Linked DNA regions of Homo sapiens: region 2 is linked to region 1. Evidence: read pairs that join two places in POLR2A ChIA-PET (ENCODE). Cell type or tissue: PC-9. All regions are shown on one strand. Links, peaks and the distances in the headings refer to the core of each region. The heading gives the core; the rest is flanking DNA.

Evidence for each region. Peaks named below come from ENCODE experiments on the same cell type or tissue, not always from the same donor. Only the 100,000 strongest peaks of a DNase experiment are listed, where the experiment ranks them.
Region 2: POLR2A ChIA-PET joins it to region 1 with 10 read pairs; 2 of 35 experiments call an interaction of 5 or more read pairs at or near these places.

The regions. Positions count from the first base shown.
Region 1 is chr1:15,778,217-15,784,183 of GRCh38, forward strand. The region is part of intron 8 of FBLIM1 (filamin binding LIM protein 1); the gene reads left to right. Among named protein-coding and RNA genes, the nearest start is that of FBLIM1, 22 kb to the left of the region's middle. In PC-9, for the core only: no CTCF peak of the experiment used is centred there; a DNase peak (open chromatin) is centred at 2,625; H3K4me3 peaks cover 385 bases; H3K27ac peaks cover 3,231 bases.
Region 2 is chr1:16,959,571-16,965,537 of GRCh38, forward strand. CROCC (ciliary rootlet coiled-coil, rootletin) reads left to right here. Exons shown (of 37, transcript NM_014675.5): 27 at 1,188-1,560. Among named protein-coding and RNA genes, the nearest start is that of MFAP2, 18 kb to the right of the region's middle. RefSeq lists a silencer at 1,440-1,629. In PC-9, for the core only: CTCF peaks have their summits at 1,195 (motif pointing left) and 4,084; a DNase peak (open chromatin) is centred at 1,281; H3K4me3 peaks cover 1,095 bases.

The DNA.
Region 1 (5,967 bases), core at 344-5,343:
GGACAGATCCACACCACAGTGCCTTTTCCAGGTGCTGGGCAAGAGAATGTAGAAATCAGCTTTGGGGGCCTGGTGCAGTGCCTCACACCTGTAATCCCAGCACTTTGGGAAGCTGAGATGGGTGGATTACTTGAGCTCACGAGTTCGAGACCAGCCTGGGCAACATGGTGAAACCCTGTCTTAAAAATAAATAAATAAAAATAAAAAATAAATCAGCTTTGGGATAAAGAAGGCAGTGATGGTCTAACCAGGATGGTAGAATCAAAGGCACTCATGTAGGAGGCAATGCTTGACTGGGCCTTGCAGGATGAGTAGGAGTTTGCCAGATATTCATAGAGGGGAGAAGTCCAGAAAGGGGAAAAGAGCTACAAAAATCCACGGTAACACGAGCAAGCCTGAAGAATCAGAGGAAGTGGAAGCTTCTTTTTCTTTTTTTTTTTTGAGATGGGATTTCACTCGCGTTACCCAGGCTGGAGTGCAATGGCGTGATCTCAGCTCACTGCAACCTCCACCTCCCGAGTTCAAGCGATTCCCCTGCCTCAGCCTCCCGAGTAATTGGGATTACAGGCATGCACCACCACGCCCAGCTAATGTTTTGTATTTTTAGTAAAGATGTGGTTTCTCCATGTTGGTCAGGCTGGTCTCAAACTCCTGACCTCAGGTGATCTGCCCACCTCAGCTTCCCAGAGTGCTGGGATTACAGGCGTGAGCCACCGTGCCCAGCGTTTTTTTATTTTTGAGACAGTCTCACTCTGTCTCCCAAGTTAGAGTGCAGTGGCATGATCTTGGCTTACTGCAACCTCCAGCTCCCTGGTTCAAGCAATTCTCCCTGCCTCAGCCTCCTGAGTAGCTGGGATTACAGGTGCGTGCCACCACGCCCGGCTAATTTTTGTATTTTTAGTAGAGATGTTGTTTCTCCATGTTGGCCAGGCTGGTCTTGAACTCCTGACCTCAGGTGATCCACCTGCCTCGGCCTCCCAAAGTGCTGGGATTACAGGCATGAGCCACTGCACCCAGCCTAGATCAACTCTTTTGAATGTTACTTTTTCACTTAGAAATTGTCTCTTTTAAATTGTTTTTATTAAATTTTTATTTATTTATTTTTTGAGATGGCGTCTCACTCTGTCACCCAGGCTGGAGTGCACCAGTGCGATCTCAGCTCACTGCAACCTCCACCTCCTGGGTTCATGCGGTTCTCCTGCCTCAGCCTACCAAGCAGCTGGGACTACAGGCATGTGCCACCACACCTGACTAATTTTTGTATTTAGTAGAGATGAGATTTCACCACGTTGGCCAGGCTGGTCTTGAACTCCTGACCTCAAGTGATCCACCTGCCTCAGCCTCCCAAAGTGCTGGGATTACAGGTGTGAGCCACTGCACCCGGCCAGAAGTGGAAGTTTGTAGATGTGACTGGAGTGTAGAGGGCTGGGGTTATGGTTAATGATTAGGTCAGAGAGAAGGAAAGGACTATGGTGCCAGGCTAGAGAGTCTGGACTTCAGGCTGCAGAGAGGGGTCAGGCTGAGATGGGCGAGCTGATTAGAAGCTGGTGCAGTTGTCCCAGGAAGAAGGGCCCAGGAGTCATCACATGTGGCTTGGTGATCAGAAGGGTCCTATGCTAGTTTTGAAGTTCTGCTATTGCTGTCTTTAAATTCTTGATTTTTGTTTGTTTGTTTGTTTTTAATAGAGACAGAGACTGGAGTCAGGCTGGAGTGCAGTAGTGTGATCATAGCTCACTGTAGCCTTGAACGAACTTTTGGGCTCAAGCAGTTCTCTCACCTTAGCATCCTGAGTAGCTGGAAGTACAGGTGCGCACCACCACGCCCAGCTAATTTTTTTATTTTTAAAATTTTTGTAGAGTTGACTTCTCTACAAAAATTTGCCCAGGCTGGTCTTGAACTCCTAGGCTCAAGCGATCCTCTCACCTTGGCCTCCCAAAGTGCTGAGATCACATGCATGAGCCACTGCGCACGGCCTGAAATTCTTAAATTTTTTTTTTGTAGAGACTGAGTCTCACTTTGTTACCCAAGCTGGAGTACAGTGGCGCTATCTCGGCTCACTGCAACCTCTGCCTGTCAGGTTCAAGCAATTCTCTTGCCTCAGCCTCCTGAGTAGCTGGAATGACAGGCTTACACCACCATGCCCGGGTAATTTTTTGTATTTTTAGTAGAGATGGGGTTTCGCCATGTTGGCCAGCCTGGTGTTGAACTCCTGATCTCAAGTGATCTGCCCGCCTTGGCCTCCCAAAGTGCTGGGTGGCGTGAGCCACCACACCCAGTCAAAATTCTTAATTTTTGAACAAGGGGCCCCACATTTTTATTTTGTCCTAGATCGTACAAATTATGTAGTCAGTCCTGCTGAGGAGGCTCAGAAATCCTCTCCCACCCCTTCTACAGCTGGCTCCTTGTCACTGAAGCTTCTGTCTTCTCCGGTGATGGTGACAAGGTGGCAACTTTTATGCGGGGACCTAAGTGGAGAGCCCCAGAGCAGATCTCTTACTCAGCCGATGAGTATTTCGACACACCTGTTCACTCCCATTTATTTAAACAGATACTGGAACCCAGAGGCTATTTTCACTGAGGTTATCAAAGGAGCTGGGTAGAGAAGTTGATAAATTGCTGAGTAATTACATTGTCTTTGTTGGTTATAGGTCAAAGTCCTGCTGATAATGCATTTTGAAAGCCCAGTGAGGAAGTTTAAGTGCTGTTATCCCCAACATCATCCTCACGAGTTCCAGCAGTGACTGGCACCTTCCTGAGCCTGGCCAGGAAGCGAATAAACCCCCCCGGTAGTCCTTGATGACTTGGCCGAGGTGGTGTAGTAAGTCGGCATTTGGACTCCAGCAGTTATGTGTCAGAAGATGAGGCTTCTTGGCCAGGCATGGTGGCTCATGCTGGTGATCCCAGCACTTTGGGAGGCTGAGGCAGGCGGTCAAGAGATGGAGACCATCCTGGCCAACAAGGTGAAACCCCATCTCTACTAAAAATACAAAAATTACCTGGGTGTGGTGGCGTGTGTCTGTAGTCCCAGCTACTCGGGAGGGTGAGTCAGGGGAATTTCTTGAATCCGGGAGGCAGAGGTTGCAGTGAGCCGAGATTGCACCACTGCACTCCAGCCTGGAGACAGAGTGAGACTCTGTCTCAAAAAAAATTAGCTGGGTATGGTGGCGCACACCTGTAGTCCCAGCTACTTGGGAGGTTGAGGCAGGAGAATCACTTGAACCTGGAGGCAGAGGTTGCAGTGAGCAGAGATTGTGCCACTGCACTCTAATCCTCCAGCCTGGGCAACAGAGCAAGACTCTGTCTCAAAAAAAAAAAAAAAAAAATAATGAGGCTCTTGAACTGCAGCAGCCTGGAAGGAGTTGAGTGCTGTTAACTAAGAAGAAAAATGGGTTTCCCTGCACTGCCCACACCCACATCTCACCATTTCTACTTGCTTTGGGGTCCATATTATTTATGACTATTGTTGGAAGGATAACAATACTTTTATATGTAGGTAGTATTGTTTTTTTTTTTTTTTTTTGAGACGGAGTCTCGCTCTGTCGCCCAGGCTGGAGTGCAGTGGTGCAATCTCGGCTCACTGCAAGCTGCACCTCCCGGGTTCACGCCATTCTCCTGCCTCAGCCTCCCGAGTAGCTGGGACCACAGGCGCCTGCCACCACGCCTGGCTAATTTTTTGTATTTTTAGTAGAGATGGGGTTTCACTGTGTTAGCCAGGATGGTCTTGATCTCCTGACCTCGTGATCCGCCCACCTCAGCCTCCCAAAGAGCTGGAATTACAGGTGTGAGCCACCGCACCTGGCCTGTAGGTAGTATTTTTTAATTTATAAAATGCTTTCATTGACATCACCTTGTTTAATCCTAGTGACAGTCTTGTGAGATGGGATTTATTGTCCCCATTTCACATGGGGAAACTGGTGGGGTGTGGTGGCTCACACCTGTGATCCCAGCACTTTGGGAGGCTGAGGCAGGAGGATCACTTGAGCCCAGGAGTTCGAAGCCAGCCTGCGCAGTAAGACCTCATCTTACCATAAATGTTTAAAAATTAGCCAGGCATGGTGGTACCTGTCTGTAGTTCCAGCTACTCTGGAGGCTGAGGCAGGAGGATTGCTTGAGCCTGACAGGTGGAGGCTGCAGTGAGCCATGATAATGCCACTGCACTCTAGCCTGGGTGACAGAGTGAGACTCTATCTTAAAAAAAAAAAAAAAAAGGATGGGAAACAGGCAAACAGTCTCAGAAAAGTGGTTCCAGCCATGCTTGTGTGGGCTGGGTTCAGTGAGGTTTCAGCCACCGCACAGCTGCCTTGCAGAGGTTGTGAGACTTGGTGGTAGATAAGGTGTTTCTTCCAATTGGTTCTAATTTAGGAGGGGTCTCATGTGGCCCTCTGGCATGTGTTCTTACAGTGCCAAACAGGTGGCACAGATGGTGCAGTTGTATAGCCCATGGTCTACTTGAGAGACTCAAGTGGCCTTGTAGGGAGGAGACACACAGGGGTGCCTCACCCAGCTGGCCATGGAGGAAGGCAGATTGCAGACCCTGGTCCCTACTGCATAAGGAGGGCCACCTGTGACCCCAAAGTAGTCCCTATAGGGACTCTTTTTTTTTTTTTTTTGAGACGGAGTCTTGCCCTGTCTCCCAGGCTGGAGTGCAGTGGCGCGATCTCAGCAACCTCCTCCCGGGTTCAAACAATTCTGTCTCAGCCTCATGAGTAGCTGGGATTACAGGCACCCACCACCACGCCCGGCTAATTTTTATATTTTTAGTAGAGACGGGGTTTCACCATGTTGGCCAGGCTGGTCGCAAACTCCTGACCTCATGATCCGCCCGCCTCAGCCTCCCAAAGTGCTGGGCTTACAGGCGTGAGCCACTGCGCCTGGCCCCCTATAAGGACTCTTTTGTGGGATCAGTGCAGCTTCCAAAGGGTGCCCAGAACCAAGTCTCTGCGCGCAAATTGTCCCCCCTGTTATTCTCTAGCATGTGCCCAGGTGAGGTTTCTGGGGCAGAACAGTGACGTTGGTAGAATTTGGGCCCCGAGTCCCTGTGTTCCTCATTCTGAAATCCTTTGGTGATTTGAAAAATAGAAAATATTAATGTTTGTGCTGGTGTTGAAGCTGTGTGGGCTGTGGAGTCACAGAAAGGCCCCTGGAGCCAGATCCTGGAGACCCAGTCTGGTCCCAGCTCCAGAACCAGCTGTGTGACCTGGGGCAGAGCCCACTCCTCCCTGGACCTTGGTATCCCACCTGTGAAATGAAGGGACTGGACTAGATTCAGGCACTCATCAGCAGATACCCATGGCCTGTGCTGGGATGGGGACTTGGCCTTAAACAGGGTTCCTGTCTCGTAGAACTTACGTTCTTTTTTTTTTTTTTTTTTTTTTTTGAGATGGAGTCTCGCTCTGTCACCCGGGCTGGAGTGTAGTGGCACGATCTCGGCTCACTGCAAGCTCTGCCTCCCGGGTTCACGCCATTCTCCTGCCTCCTGCCTCAGCCTCCCACATAGCTGGGAGTACAGGCGCCCGCCACCACGCCCGGCTAGTTTTTTGTATTTTTAGTAGAGATGGGGTTTCACCGTGTTAGCCAGGATGGTCTCTATCTCCTGACCCTGTGATCCGCCCGCCTCAGCCTCCCAAAGTGCTGGGATTATAGGCGTGAACCACCGCGCCCGCCCAGAATTTATGTTCTAAAGGGGTTATTGAAGCCGGGCGCACTGGCTCACACCTGTAATCCCAGCATGGGAAGCCAAGGTGGGCGGATCACTTGAGGTCAGGAGATCGAGACCAGCCTGACCAACATGGCAAAACCCTGTCTACTAAAAATACAAAAATTAGCTGGGTGTGGTGGCACACGCCTGTAATCCCAGCTACCTGGGAGGCAGGAGAATCGCTTGAACCCGGGAAGCAGAGGTTGCAGTGAGCCAAGATCGTGCCACTGCACTCCAGCCTGGGCGACAGAGCAAGACTGTCTCAAAAT
Region 2 (5,967 bases), core at 576-5,575, 1.2 Mb after region 1:
AACCAGCTGCTCAGTAGATGGGTTTCCAGTGAAACTGGTGACCGTGAGAGGTTGACTCTCTAAATGGCAGGGGTGGCTTTGTGTCTGTGTGACCATGCATCCCATCAGGAAATGATATTTTAGTGCATGCCCCCATTGTGTGCAAATTTATTGATAAATTATGGGCAAGGGCGGCAATGTAGCCTAGTGGTTAAGGGAACAGCCTCTGGACACAGCTCCCTTTGGAACCAGTGGGCACTTAACCTTCCTGGCTGTTCACTGTGTTCTCAAGTGCAGCCCACAGCCCCCGTGTGGCCCCGTGTGGTATGCCTCCCCGCCTTTCCCCCACCCCCCAGGGCTGTGAGTACATGTGATTAATAAGCTGCTGTCAAGCTATTAAAAACAAAAAACAAAAAAAAAAACAGAAACAAAAACAGCCGGGCGCAGTGGCTCACACCTGTAATCCCAGCACTTTGGGAGGCCGAGGCTGGCAGATCACTTGAGGCCAGGAGTTCGAGAGCAGTCTGGCTAACATGGCAAAACTCTGTCTCTACTAAAAATACAAAAATTAGCTGGGCATGGTGGTGCTCACCTGTAATCCCAGCTACTCGGAGGCTGAGGTGGGAGGATCACTTGAACCCAGGAGGCAGAGGTTACAGTGAGCTGAGATTGCCCCACTGCACTCCAGCCTGGGTGACAGAGCTAGACTCTGTCTCCAAAAACAAACAAACAAAAACCCACAAAAACAACAAAAAAAACAGCCTTTGGAGCTAGAGTGCCTGGCTTTGAATCCCAGCTCTGCAGTTTACTAACTCTGGCCTTGGACAAGTTACTTAGCATCTCTGTGCCTGTTTCATCTTCTGTAAAGTGAGATCGATTCATAGAGTAGTAATTAGAGTTAATATTTTTTGGAAAGTTACTTAGTGCCTGGCACTGATAAGCCCTATGTATTCAAATGCCAGCTGTTATTACTAATAAACTATGGGCATTACAAGGCTTGTATAAAGAATAAAGAGATTAATAAACAAGTTCTAGTATTTCCTCCCACGGGGATGTTTTTGCACCGCCTGCTTGAGTGGCGAGCACTAAAGGAGAAAGGGTTGTACTGACCACACAGTCAGGGATGGTGGGCTCCAGTCTGGGCCTTAGGGGTGGGGCGTCGGGTTGGGAGAGGTCTTGCCGACCTCCACCTCCTGGCATCACTCCAGCTCCAGGTAGCCCAGCGGAAGCTGCAGGAACAAGAAGGCGAGTTCCGGACCCGCGAGCGACGCCTGCTGGGCTCCCTGGAGGAGGCGCGTGGCACTGAAAAGCAGCAGCTGGACCACGCCCGCGGCCTGGAGCTGAAGCTGGAGGCGGCGCGGGCCGAGGCTGCAGAGCTGGGCCTGCGGCTGAGCGCAGCCGAGGGCCGGGCACAAGGCCTGGAGGCCGAGCTGGCCCGCGTGGAGGTGCAGCGGCGCGCGGCGGAGGCCCAGCTGGGTGGCCTGCGCTCGGCTCTGCGCCGGGGCCTCGGCCTCGGTCGCGCGCCCAGCCCAGCCCCGCGGCCAGTGCCCGGTTCCCCTGCCCGGGACGCACCCGCAGAAGGTAAGGGCAGTGCCGCGCGCAGGGAAGGGGGGAGGTGGGCGGGCCGCACTGAGGCCCCGCCCCCACATGGCAGGGTGTTTTTGTTTTTGTTTTTGTTTTTTTTCAAGGAGCCCACCACACCTCTCCACTGAGGTCCACTTCTTAGCCCCGTCCCCTCACCGAGACCCCTCCCTTCACTGATCTGTGCTTCTCAAGGGCGCTTCTTTTTTCTTTAGACCAGGCCTCATCTGTTTCCCGGGCTCAAGTGGTCCTCCCTCCTCAGCCTCCTGAGTAGCTGGGACTACAGGTGTGCCACCACGCCCAGCTAATTTTTGTAGTTTTTGTGGAGACGGGGTCTCACTATGTTGCCCAGGCTGGTCTTAAACTCCTGGCCTCAAGCGATCCTCCTGTCTCAGCCTCTCAGGGTTGGGATTAGAGGCATGAGCCACGGCACCCGGTCTAGGCCACTTATTTTTTTGGGGAAGTGGGGTGATTCTTTTTTTTCAACTTTTGAGACAGGATCTCACTCTGTCACCTCAGTTGAAGTGCAGTAGTGTGATCTTGGCTCCCTCTGCCTTGGCAGCCTGTGCCTCCTGGGCTCAAGTGATTCTCCCACCTCAACCTCCTTTGTAGCTGAGACTACAGGTGTGCACTACAATGTCTGCTTAATTTTTGTGTTTTTAGTAGAGATGGGGTTTTGCCATATTGCCCAGGCTAGTCTTGAACTCCTGGACTCAAGCGATCCTCCCACTGGGATTACAGGCGTGAGCCACCGTGCCTTTCCTGGACCGGGGGCTGGAGGGCTCTTAATGCCTTTGACTCCTTATCTGATTTTCTGAGCTTCCATCCTGCCATATACTCCCACATACTTTCAGTCATCTCTAGGTTACTTAGGATACCAAATACAGCTAAGTGGAAATCTTACACTTGTTACACTGTATTGTTTTTAATTATTCTTTTTGTTTTTTTTTGAGATGGCGTCTTGCTCTGTTGCCCAAGCTGGAGTGCAGTAGCACGATCTCGGCTCACTGCAACCTCTGCCTCCTGGGTTCAAGTGATTCTCCTGCCTCAGCCCCCTGAGTAGCTGGGAGACTACAGGCGTGTGCCACCACGCCTGGCTAATTTTTGTATTTTTAGTAGAGACGGGGTTTCAAGGCTGGGCGCGGTGGCTCATGCCTGTAATCCCAGCACTTTGGGAGGCAGAGGTGGGCGGATCACGAGGTCAGGAGATCGAGACCACAGTGAAACCCCGTCTCTACTAAAAATACAAAAAAAATTAGCTGGGCACAGTGGCAGGCACCTGTAGTCCCAGCTACTCGGGAGGCTGAGGCAGGAGAATGGCGTGAACCCGGAAGATGGAGCTTGCAGTGAGCTGAGATCCCGCCACTGCACTCCAGCCTGGGCGACAGAGCTAGACTCCGTCTCAAAAAAAAAAAAAAAAAAAAAAAAAAACAGGATTTCAGCATGTTGGTCAGGCTAGTCTTGAACTCCTGACCTTACGTGATCTGCCCACCTCAGCCTCCCAAAGTGCTGGGATTAAAGGCATGAGACACTGTGCCCGGCACACCTGGCTAATTTTTGTGTATGTGTGTGTGTGTATATAAATATACATATATATATATGTATATTTTTTTTTTTTAGGAGAGATGGGGTTTCACCATGTTGGACAGGCTGGTCTCAAACTCCTGACCTCCAGTCGGGATGATCTGGGAACAGATGATGGTGATGGCTGCACAACAGTGTGAATGTAATTCATGCCGCTCAGTTGTACACTTAAAAATGATGAAAATGGCCAGACACGTTGGCTCATGTTTGTAATCCCAGCACTCTGCGAGGCCGGAGCGGGTGGATCACTCGAGGCCAGGAGTTCAAGACCAGCCTAGCCAACATGGTGAAACCCTGTCTCTACTAAAAATACAAAAAATTAGTCAAGTGTGGTGGCAGACGCCTGTAATCCCAGCTACTCGGGAGGCTGAGGCAGGAGAATCTCTTGAAACCAGGAGGCAGAGGTTGTGGTGAGCCGAGATCGCACCATTGCACTCTAGACTGGGCAACAAGAGCGAAACTCCGTCTCAGAAAAAAAAAAAAAAAAAAAATTGGGCAAAGCCAAGGTAGGGGCTAGGGCAGTTCATGCGGGGGCAGCAGGTGCCTCACTGAGGAGGTGATGGGTAAGGGGAGAACGTGAGCGAGCAGCTGGGAGGGGGACTCGGGGCGAGTAGGGAGGTCCTGAGTGGAGGTGCGCCTGTCCTGTGGACAGCAGGGGCCAGCAGTCCCAGAGCATCAAGCAGGGGGGTGAGATTTGGGGACGAAGGGCTTGCTCCAATAGACATTATAGGCCTCTACGGGGACTTTTACCCTGAGACGATGGGACCTTCTAGAGCTGGAGGCCCCCAGGGGCAGGCCTGCTTCTTTGGGAACCTCTGAGCGAGGCCTTTTGGGTGGTGACCAAGTTCATGGCTGCGGAGCAGTTTTGGTGTCCCTCTGCGGCCAAGGCAGGATGCTCATGGCAGGACCCGTGTCCTGCAGTTCCAGTGCCAGCCTCCAGGTAGTGCCCTGGTTCCACCCGCCCTGCCCCCTCCACCTCCCCGGGCCATCACTCCAAGCAGGAGTGCTGCCAGGGAGTCGGGCTGCCTGGATTCCCATCTCAGCCCTGAAACTTCCCAGCATTGAGAACAACCAAATCACTTTGTTTTTGTTTTTTTTTGAGCCCAAGTCTCGCTCTATTGCCTATGCTGGAGTGCAATGGCGCGATCTCGACTCACTGCAACCTCCGCCTGCTGGGTTCAAGCGATTCTCCTGCCTCAGCCTCCTGAGTAGCTGGGACTACAGGCGTGCACCACTGCACCCAGCTAATTTTTTGTATTTTTAGTAGAGATGGGGGTTTCACCATGTTGGCCAGGCTGGTCTTGAACTCCTGACCTCAGGTGATCTGCCCGCCTCGGCCTCCCACCAGAGTGCTGGGATTACAGGTCTGAGCCACCGTGCCGGGCCCACTTTTTTCTTTTTCTTTTCTTTTCTTTTTTCTTTATTTTTTTTTTTTTTTGAGACAGAGTCTCTCTCTGTTGCCCAGGCTGGAGTGCAGCACAGTCTCAGCTCACTACAACCTCTGTCTCCAGGGTTCAAGTGCTTTTCCTGCCTCAGCCTCCAGACCTCAGCCTCCCAGGTAGCTGGGACTATAAGCGTGGGCCACCATGCTCAGCTAATTTTTCTCTTTTCTTTTCTTTTCTTTTCCTTTCTTTTCCTTCCTTCCTTACTTTCTTTTCTTTTCTTTCCTCTTCTTTCTTCTTTTTTTTGACCGAGTCTCACTCTGTTGCCCAGGCTGGAGTGTAATGGTGCAGTCTTAGCTCACTGCAACCTCTGCCTCCCAGGTCCCAGTTCAAGCAATTCTCCTGCCTCAGCCTCCTGAGTAGCTGGGATTACAGGCGCCCGCCACCACACCTAATTTTTGTATTTTTAGTAGAGACGGGTTTTCACCATGTTGGCCAGGCCGGTCTCGAACTGCTGACCTCGTGATCTGCCCACCTCGGCATCCCAAAGTGCTGGGATTACAGGTGTGAGCCACTGCTCCCAGTCTTTTCTTTCTTCTTTTTTTGAGACGGAGTCTCGCTGTGTTACCCAGGCTGGAGTGCAGCGGTTCGATTAGGAACACTGCGAGCTCCGCTTCCCGGGTTTAAGCAATTCTCCAACCTCAGCTTCTCGAATAGCTGGGATTACAGGTGCATGCCACCACGCCCAGCTAATTTTTGTATTTTTAGTAGAGATGGGGTTTCACTAGTTGGCAGGCTGGTCTCGAACTCCTGACCTCAGGTGATCCACCTGCCTTGGCCTCCCAGAGTGCTGGGATTACAGGCATGAGACACCGCACCTGGCCAATTTTTGTATTTTCAGTAGAGACGGGGTTTTACCATGTTGGCCAGGCTTGCCTTGAACTCCTGACCTCAAGTGATCCGCCTGCCTCGGACCCCACAGTGCTGGGATTACAGGTGTGAGCCACCACACCCAGTCAACAGAACAAGCAAATCACTTAACTGCTTTGTGCCAGCCTTGCCTGGGAAGAGGGTAAATTGTTCCTTACCTGTCAGGAAGTTGTTGTGAAGATGAAGTGCCTAGCACAGTGGGCACTCAGTATGGAGAGACTTGAGGTGATGCAGCAACCACCCTTGCACTGGGCCCTGGGAACAGTGGTGGATGGAAGAGACGAGGCCCAGCCCTCATGGTGCTCCTGGTCGGGGTGGGGGTGGCAGACATCAGACCCCGCTGAGGGTGGGATGAGCTCACTGTAATCCAGCCTGTGGCCAGAGAGGCCTCTGAGGGAGAGGGATGGCCCTAAAGGATGGGCCAGGCAAAGAGAGGCCATGGGGAGAAGGGGAGCAGCATGTACAGAGGCCCTGGAGCTGGGACAAAGAATGTTCTAGAACATGGGAGATG